2 separate regions of the Homo sapiens genome follow, and region 1 is linked to region 2. Evidence: chromatin contacts called from ENCODE Hi-C data. All regions are on one chromosome and are shown on one strand. Each heading gives the region's core, a stretch centred on a gene start or an enhancer-like site at or near the end of the contact. The rest is flanking DNA. Distances are from core to core; before and after follow the strand shown. Region 1 overlaps SHISA9 (shisa family member 9). Region 2 overlaps SHISA9 (shisa family member 9).

The links. A loop is a pair of places that touch in the nucleus more often than their neighbours do. Pooled maps may share reads with other maps.
Region 1: a loop to region 2 is called in a map of PC-9, with 9 times the contacts of the local background. The contact joins two enhancer-like sites. A Hi-C loop is called at or near these places in 4 of 168 maps with a recorded cell type or tissue (PC-9, ascending aorta, mammary epithelial cell and 1 more) and 5 of 50 pooled maps.

The regions. Positions count from the first base shown.
Region 1 is chr16:12,968,684-12,973,260 of GRCh38, reverse strand. The region is part of intron 2 of SHISA9 (shisa family member 9); the gene reads right to left. Among named protein-coding and RNA genes, the nearest start is that of SHISA9, 69 kb to the right of the region's middle. Within about 2 kb of position 1,845, at least 2 of the 41 ENCODE cell types and tissues checked have a DNase peak (open chromatin) inside an H3K27ac peak, as active enhancers do; they include PC-9 and mammary epithelial cell, where a contact is called at or near this core.
Region 2 is chr16:13,108,672-13,113,234 of GRCh38, reverse strand. All of the region lies in intron 2 of SHISA9 (shisa family member 9), which reads right to left. Among named protein-coding and RNA genes, the nearest start is that of SHISA9, 210 kb to the right of the region's middle. Within about 2 kb of position 2,659, at least 7 of the 41 ENCODE cell types and tissues checked have a DNase peak (open chromatin) inside an H3K27ac peak, as active enhancers do; they include PC-9 and mammary epithelial cell, where a contact is called at or near this core.

The DNA of each region.
Region 1 (4,577 bases), core at 596-3,095, 140 kb after region 2:
AAGAAGGGCAAAAGGAAAACTTTCTGTGAATATGGGATTCAGCTGCCAGGCTCCTCAGGGAAAGTGAATAGGATCCTTCATGAGTCCCTGCTTTTATTCTTGCTAACAAAATCTATTATTTTTTGTGTGGGGGGAGCGGAGGGGTGAAATGGAATCTTGCTCTGTTGCCCAGGCTGGAGTACAGCGGCACAATCTCAGCTCACTGCAACCTCCGCCTCCCAGGTTCAAGCGATTCTCCTGCCTCAGCCTCCCAAGTAGCTGGGATTACAGGCACCCACCACCACGCCTGGCTAATTTTTGCATTTTTAGTAGCTACAGGGTTTCACCATGTTGGCCAGGCTGGTCTTGAACTCATGACCTCAAGTGATCCTCCCACCTCGGCCTCCCAAAATGCTGAGATTACAGGAGTGAACCACTGCACCCAGCCACAAAATCCATTCTTTAAAAAAGCATTACCCAATCTTACCATCCACTGCACCAACACCCTCACTATTTCCTGGGTCACTTATAATTGCATTATCCAATATGGTAGCCGATAGCTACATGCAATTATTCAAATTTAACTCTGAATTAGTTAAAATTAAATAAAATTAAGAATTCAGTTTCTCAGTTGCATTACCCGCATGTCAATGGTCCAACAGTCACATAAGATTAGTGCCTGCTATATTGAATAGAACAGACACGGAGTATTTCCACCTTCATGAGAAGTTGATTTGGACAGTGCTGACTTAGAAGAAAGTCTAAACTCCTTGCTGGAGTCTAAAAGATTCTGTATGATTCATCCTTCCAACATCCCTCACCTCATTATATATCACTCTCATCCTTGCTCACTTAGTGATATACGGAGGTGTGGGTGAGGAAGATGACCCAACCCACAGTGGCCACTCATTTGGTTTTAGGACTTGCCAGACTTTGTTTCTACCTTGGGACCTCTGCACCTGTGGTGCTTCTTGGCTGGAATACTCTTTCATTCTGCTCTTCTGTTTCCTCTTATCTTTCTGTTTTTAATTAAAATATTCTTTCCAGAGAGCCTTCCCTGATCACTCTTGCTAATATATGACACTACCCTTTAAATGTGAGTGCTTACAACCATTGGAAATGATCATAATTTATTTTTATTTACCTTTATTTATCATTATTTATTTTTATTTACATTTTTCCTCCACTTGCCCCTCTCAACACACACACACACACACACACACACACACACACACACACAAACTCCAAGAGAGCAGAGATTTTGCCTAATTTACTTATAACCATATCCCCAATGTCTAGAATTGTGTCTGGCATAGATTAAGCATGCAAGAGAAATTTTTGTGGACTAATTAGACTACAATGCAAAGACAGACCGGAATCTATAGGACAGTTCTCTAAAGAGAAAGCTAAAAGGAATAAACCTGGGTACCACTAAAATTGAGCTAAACACTGATCTGGAAAGGAGCTAAGAAGGTCTTTATTATATTAGCTTTCCTTATTTCTGCAGGATTTTCCTTACTTTGGCTGCTTTGATGAATTGCACCAAAGATCCACCCCTACAACAATGATGATGGCATTCATAATAATGGCAGTCATAAAATTAATCTGGTACGATATGTCGTTCCTACAGCCCCTGCTCCTAAAGAGAGATGATCCACACAACAGCATGGGGTGAGTAGGGAGATTTATAAAGTGTTTAAAAAACAGCATCCCCAGAGCACAGGGAGGAGGCTTGCCTCCCCAGTTATGCAGCAAATTAGGTCACAGTTCCCCACCCCATCCTCTCCCAAGCTTCAGTGGCTGACTCATCCTTCGTGGGAAGACCTCTCTCCCATTCAAGACTGGGCAGCCAGCCAAGAGACAAGAGGGTTTCTGCCTGCCTCTCCAACCCAGCTGGGCACAGTCTCTGTCTCCCCCATAACCTCCTTCCCCATCTGTGCTCCGAGGTGATCTCAGCTTCCTGGCTACTGGCAAAGGCTTCAGGATTTACTAGACAGCCCTAGGAAACAGGCAAGCTGAGAAGTCCTCAACAGCCTTAGCTACACAGAGTCCTGATTTGGAGGGGGGATAAGGGCAGCAGGTGTCACCTTTTAAATATTTGCCCCGAAGTTTTAGTCTTGAAGTTTAGGCTGGAAAATTAGTACCTGTGCAGACAGCTAAAAGAGAGACTTAGCAATGCCTAGCTTCCTGCCAGGATCCCAGGTGGGTGTCTTTCGAGATTTCCTGGTTCTTCTCCTGTCCAAATTCCCTCAGCACTACCAAAGTGTATTCTTCAGTCAATCTCTAACTGTCCACGTGCTGTTTCATTCATTCATTCAACAAATACTTTGCGAGTGCCTCCCATGTATCAGACACTGTTCGAGGCACTGCAGACAAATACAGTAAGTGAATGAAATAGATAAAAATCCCTGCCTCATGGGCTTACATTCTTCTGAACCCACTTTAAAACATATGCCCCGGCCAGGCGCGGTGGCTCACACCTGTAATCCCAGCACTCTGGGAGGCTGAGGTGGGCAGATCACCTGAGGTCAGGAGTTTGAGACCAGCCTGGCCAACACGGTGAAACCCCGTCTGTACTAAAAATACAACAACAACAACAACAAAAATAGCCGGTGTGGTGGTGTGTGCCTATAGTTCCAGCTACTTGGGAGGCTGAGGCAGGAGAATCATTTGAACCTGGGAGGCAGAGGTTGCAGTGAGCTGAGATTGCACCATTGCAGTCCAGCCTGGGCAACAGAGTGAGACTTGGTCTCAAAAAAAAAAAAAAAAAAAAAAAAAAAAAAATATATATATATATATATATATATATATACACACACATATATGTATATATATATGTGTGTATATATATATACATATATGTGTATATATATATATGTATATATATATATACATATATGTATATATATATGTATATATATATATATACACATATATGTATATATATATATATATGTATATATACCCCTAGTGAGAGATAGGGGTCCACTTTCATTCTTCTGCATATGGCAATCCAGTTTTTCCAGCCCATACTTTACCACTACACAATACATCCATGTAACAAATCAGCACTTGTACCCCCTAAATCTGTCATTGAAAAAATATATATATTCCTTAAAAATAAGGATAGTATCTATTATTCTTTTTACTATTATTATTTAATATTTAAATACATAAAGGGAAATAAAGGATAACATAATAAAGCCCATTTATTCACAGTTCAGTTCAAGAAATAAAAAAATTAGGGCTATCCATGAAGCCCCTGTGTGCCTCTCCCCATCTCATTTTTCTCAAGGTATTCGCCATTCTGAATGTAGTGATTATTTTTTCCCTGCATATCTTTTAGATCTGTGACATGGTCCCTAAACAGTTTACTATATTGTTTTGCACGTTCTACATTTTGAATATAGCTTCCAAAACTTACTTTTTTGCGTGCTGATTTAATGAATACAGTTTCAGCTCATTCATTTATTTGTTTTCTGTTTCCAGTGTACACTTCACACTGAAGAACATTTTTTTTGGTGGGGAGGGCGTGGGGATAGAGTCTGGCTCTGTCTCCCAGGCTAGAGTGCAATGGCACGCTCTCAGCTCACTGCAGCCTCCGCCTCCCGGGTTCAAGCAATTCTCCCGCCTCAGCCTCCTGAGTAGCTGGGACTACAGGCATGCTCCACTACTCCCAGCTAATTTTTCTGTTTTTTTAGTAGAGACAGAGTTTCACCATGTTACCCAGGGCTGGTCTCGAACTCCTGGCCTCAGGGGATCCACCTGCCTAGGCCTCTCAAAGTCCTGGGATTACAGGTGTGAGCCACTGCACCCCGCCTGGAGAACAACACTTACAGAAGAGTGTACACTTTATAAGTGCAAGGAGTGATGAATTTCCACCAAGTGAGCACTATAGCATAATCAGCACCCAGACAGAAAAAAAAAAAAAAAATCATCTCCCAAATCCCAGGAGCTCTCTTGTGCTTTTTTTTACATTAACCACCCTCCACCCAGGGTGACAAATTCCATGGCAGGTTCACTGTAGGTGAATGGTGTTTGCTCCAGAATAGAGATTAGCAAACTACAAACTGTGGGCTGAATCGTGTGCACCTCCGTTTTTTTTTCTTTTTTTTTTTTTCTTTTGAGATGGAGTCTTGCTCTGTCACCCAGGACAGAGAGCAGTGGCAGGATCTCAGCTCACTGTAACCTTTGCCCCCTAGGTTCAAGCGATTCTCCAGCCTCAGCCTTCCAAGTAGCTGGGACTACAGGTGCGCACCACCACGTTCAGCTAATTGTTTTGTATTTTTAGTAGAGACGGGGTTTCACCATGTTGGCCAGGCTGGTCTCGAACTCCTGACCTCAGCCTCGGCCTCCCAAATTGTTGGGATTACAGGTGTGAGCCACCATGCCCAGCCTGCACCTCCCATTTTTATAAATAAAATTCTATTGGAACACAGCCACACTCACTCATTTACATATATCATCTATGGCTGGTTTTGCACCACAGTGGCAGAGTTGGGTAGCAACAGACACCCCACATCACTCACAAGCCTAAAATATTTACTACTGAGCTCTTTCCAGGAAAGTTTGCAGATGACCTTTTCCAGAACTTTCCA
Region 2 (4,563 bases), core at 1,410-3,909:
ATTTTTTTTTTTTTTTTTTTTTTTTGAGATGGAGTCTCATTCTGTTGTCCAGGCTGGAGTACAGCAGGATGATCTTGGCTCACTGCAACCTCTGCCTTCTGGGTTGAAGCGATTCTCGTGCCTCAGCCCTGCGAGTAGCTGGGATTACAGGCATGTACCACCACGCCTGGCTAATTTTTGTATTTTTAATAGAGATGGGGTTTTACCATGTTGGACAGGCTGGTTTCAAACCTCTGACGTCAAGTGATCTGCCTGCCTTGGCCTCCCAAAGTGCTGGGATTACAGGCGTGAGTCACTGCGCCTGGCCTCAAATTTTTTACTCTATTGCCTGCAAGCTGAGATGGAATTAGGGTAAAAAGAGACCCTAATTCTAAGTGACACCGGATTTAGTTTCAGGAAGAATGTCAACCCCACACATTCTTTGGCCATCACAAAGGCGAGTGGGAGCCATGAACCAGAGGGGCCTTTTAATGGCCTCTGAAAGGCAATGCCAAGCACCTCCTCCCAACAGAAACATCACTGAGAAGCATCCAAATAAGAGATGAAGCCACTCACAAACCAGAAGAACCCCTTGACTGGTCTTTAATTTGTTTTGTTAAAAAAAAAAATCACGAACTCATGCTTCTCAATGAGAGGTATTGTATAAAATTGCCTGAGTTTGTTTGCTCAGAATTGACCCCAGGGATTCCAGTTGATTCAGTAGCTGTGGCGTGGGGTCCCAGAATGCATATTTGGAAAATGTTCCTTGAGAGATTCCAAGGCATAAAACCTTGGTAAAGCTCCATAAAACCAATATACTCCAACAGTGTGGCTGGCAAATGAAAATCAAAACCTTTTTTTTCCTTCCTCCCTGCCTCCCTCTTTCCCTTCTTCTTCACTTCCCATCTTTCTTCCTTTTTTCTTGCTTTCTTCCCTCTTTCTCTTATTTTTTCCCTTCTCTCCTCCCTGCTTCAATTCAACAAATATGCATTGAATTTCTCTTATTAACTAAAACACCAAATTGCTCTCTAAACATATCAAGAACTAAAGCTTTATTTGGCATCTGACACAAGTCCTCAGGCCTTTTTCTGACGAATCATGAAACAACCTAGTCCATCTCCTTTAAAAACAAACAAAAAAAAATCCTTACCCTTTTGCTGAGTGGTATGACCACCTGGGCATAAGATAGAAAGGCCTTTGGAGTCATTTTTAGAAGACAAATGGGAAAGAGCAAAGGCCCGAAAGTCAGACAGACCTGGTTTTGAGTCTACTACCTAGCTGTGTGTCTTTAGGCAAGTTTCCTAACCTCTCTGAGCCTCAGTTTTCTCATCTGCAAATACAAGATGAAATGGGTTTCCACGAATGTCTGCCTCAACAGATGATAACTGAAGACCAGATGGCCTCTCACCTATCCAGGAACAATCATAGTCTCCTACCCTCCTTTAAACACAATTCTGCCACACATTTACAGAATCCAAATCTTTGGGGAGAGGCAATTCAATACTGCATTGAATACTTAATATTCAATACTGAATTGCTTGAGGTTACCTGGAATAGGGTAAGATTTGAATTTCATCCACCTGGTTAAATAGAAGCTCCAAAAAGAAAATTATCTTAATAATAAAAAATAAATTTCAAACTAATAGTAATGATAGTTAATGTTTACTCTGGCCTTTCTATGTGCCCACCAATATGCTAAGTGTCTTACACAGATAATCTCAGTTAATCCTCAAAACAGGGAGGTGTTTTCAGTCTGACTTTACAGATGAGAAAACCAAGGCACAGAGGACTTAAATAAATTATTCAATGATCTTCTGCAATCAGGATTTGAACTCAGGGAGTCTGCCATCTGAGATCACCTTAAGAAATAAGGGAAGCTGTTTTTTTGTTTTTGGGTTTTTTTTTTTTTTTGTAATTTGTTTAAGTTCTTTGTAGATTCTGGATACTAGCCCTTTGTCAGATGGATAGATTGCAAAAATTTTCTCCCATTCTGTAAGTTGCCTGTTCACTCTGATGATAGTTTCTTTTGCTGTGCAGAAGCTCTTTAATTTAATTAGATCCCATTTGTCAATTTTGGCTTTTGTTGCCATTGCTTTTGGTGTTTTAGTCATGAAGTCTTTACCCATGCCTATGTCCTGAATGGTATTGCCTAGGTTTTCTCTTAGGGTTTTTATGGCTTTCGGTCTTAAATTTAAGTCTTTAATCCATCTTGAGTTAATTTTTGTATAAGGTGTAAGGAAGGGGTCCAGTTTCAGTTTTCTGCATATGGCTAGCCAGTTTCACATCTCTTGTATGTCTGAGTTTACTTCTTAAGGGCTACAGTTAAATCTTAGAAGCCACGTACTAAATATTTTTTAATACCTTCAGGCCCATGAGGGGAGGATCAGTTACCACTAAGGAGCCCAAGTAACATTGGCATCTGTTCAATTTAAATGAATATCTTGTCTCTTGGACATACAAAGACTCAATTCAGTACCAGCTGTCTGAGACCAAATTCCCCAGCTTTCTCCAGGATAAATGAGGCCATGTGTCACTCTACAATCACAGACTCTCCCTTCATCACAGCTCTTTGGCTGGCTGATTGGCTCACTGACCTGTCACACCATCAGATGACTGTTTCCGAGTCTCCAGCAACCTTTGAGTCTTGCTCAAGTTCCAGCTCTCCTCTCCCTGTACTTTTTTTGGATGTTGAAATAGATGCAAGCAGTCATTGAGGCTGAAAAGGGACCATTTCTCAAACATGACTCATTTGTCCCAGAGAAACAGGGAGCACACATCACATTCTTTTCATACCAGCTCCCAAAGTTCACCTTTCCAGCATGACATTCCTCTTTTCGTCTCTTGCATGAAAAGCCCTTTTCAGCACGGAAACATCGCAGCTGCTTTTACAGCCACTGCATCTGTCCCATCTGGAGAAAAAGCCACGTTCAGACAGCCACAGACGTCTTTGTGTTCCCCCTTCCTTGGGGTTGGCTGTGGCAGGAATGGGAGGCTTGGCAGAATGACTAGTAGGCGGAAATGCTCCAGCAAATGGCTGGGCATGGAAGGACCTGAACATTCCATTGCAAATATCTCAGTTGCAGCCATGTGTGGAGGGCATTCCAGGTTATGAGAGATGCTCAACACAACCCTCTATATGTGGTGGGGAGAGCACTTTGACACAGCTTAAAAACCAAGCTATTCCTTTCTTGAAAAGTTGAATATAATCTTAATATATATTACCCAGCAATTCCACTCCTAGGTATCTACTCAAAAGAAATGAAAACATGTGTCCACAAAAGGCTCACAAGTGAGTATTCATAGCAGCATTACTCATAATATCTCAGCATTAAAAAGAGCTCCAATGTTCGCCAATGTGTGAATGGAGTGGTCTATCCATATGATGGAATATTATGCAGCAATAAAAAATGAAGAATTTATACCTGCTAAGACAGGGATGAACCTCAAAAACATGCTAAGTAAAGGAAGCCAGACATAGAAGATCACATACTGTATAATTCCATTCACATGTAATGTCCAGAAAAGACACATCTCTAGAGCTAGAAAATCAATTAGTGGTTACCTGAGGTTAGGGATGAGAACAGGCACAAGGATCTTATTGGGGTGACAAAAAATGTCCTCACACTGGATGCTCATGATAGTTGCACAAGTCAGTAAATTTTCTAAAAATCATTGAATTGTATACTTAAAATGGGTGAATTTGATGTTATGTCAATTATACCATCATAAAGTTGGGGGTTTTTAAGTCATTAAACATTCAGCTTTTATGAACAACTGAGTGATGTGTGTATTAAGTGCCTTGCAAGATTTTCACCCACCAGCCCATCCCTGAGCATGAGGAGAGATGCAAGCAGGTGGTGAGTAAGGAGAAATGAGTGAATGAGTAATAAGCCAAGTTGGGCCTACCCTTGAAGACCACAAGTGGATCTTAGCTGGGCATGGTGATGCCTGCCCGCAGTTCCAGCTACTTAGGAAGCCAAGGTGGGAGGATTGCTTGAGCCCAGGAGTTCAAGGTCACCCTGGGTAACACAGCAAACCCATCCCTACAAAAAAATAGAACAATTAGCCAAGCATGATGGCACATATCTGTAGTCTCGGCTACTCAGGAGGATGAGGTAGGAGGATCACTTGAGCCCCAGAGGTCAAGACTGATGCCTGCAACACTCAGTAATTCACACACACACAAAAAGATAATAATTTTGATTTTCAGAATCCCAAAATGCTCTGGAGTCTAGAGAGAGCCAGGTCAAAGCAGCCACCCTGAATCATCATATACCTGTCACACCCCTGGAGAAAACAATCCATTTGTCCCTTTTCACATGATGCTGCTCAGCACGCTCTGGAAGGTTTTAGCTCAGGACACTACACTTTAGGAGAAACATTGAGAAATTGACCATACCTAGGGATACTGTACTCAACTTGGGGCTCACAACACTCTCTTGTGTTACCATTGGTTGTGATGTGGGCTTTTAAAAATTCTTAAATAAATAAATGAAAAAGATCAAATCAAATTCAATATTTCCCCCAATGGTAAAAAGCAATCTTGCTCCATCCTAATCTGCTTCTAATTCATACGCTGATTTT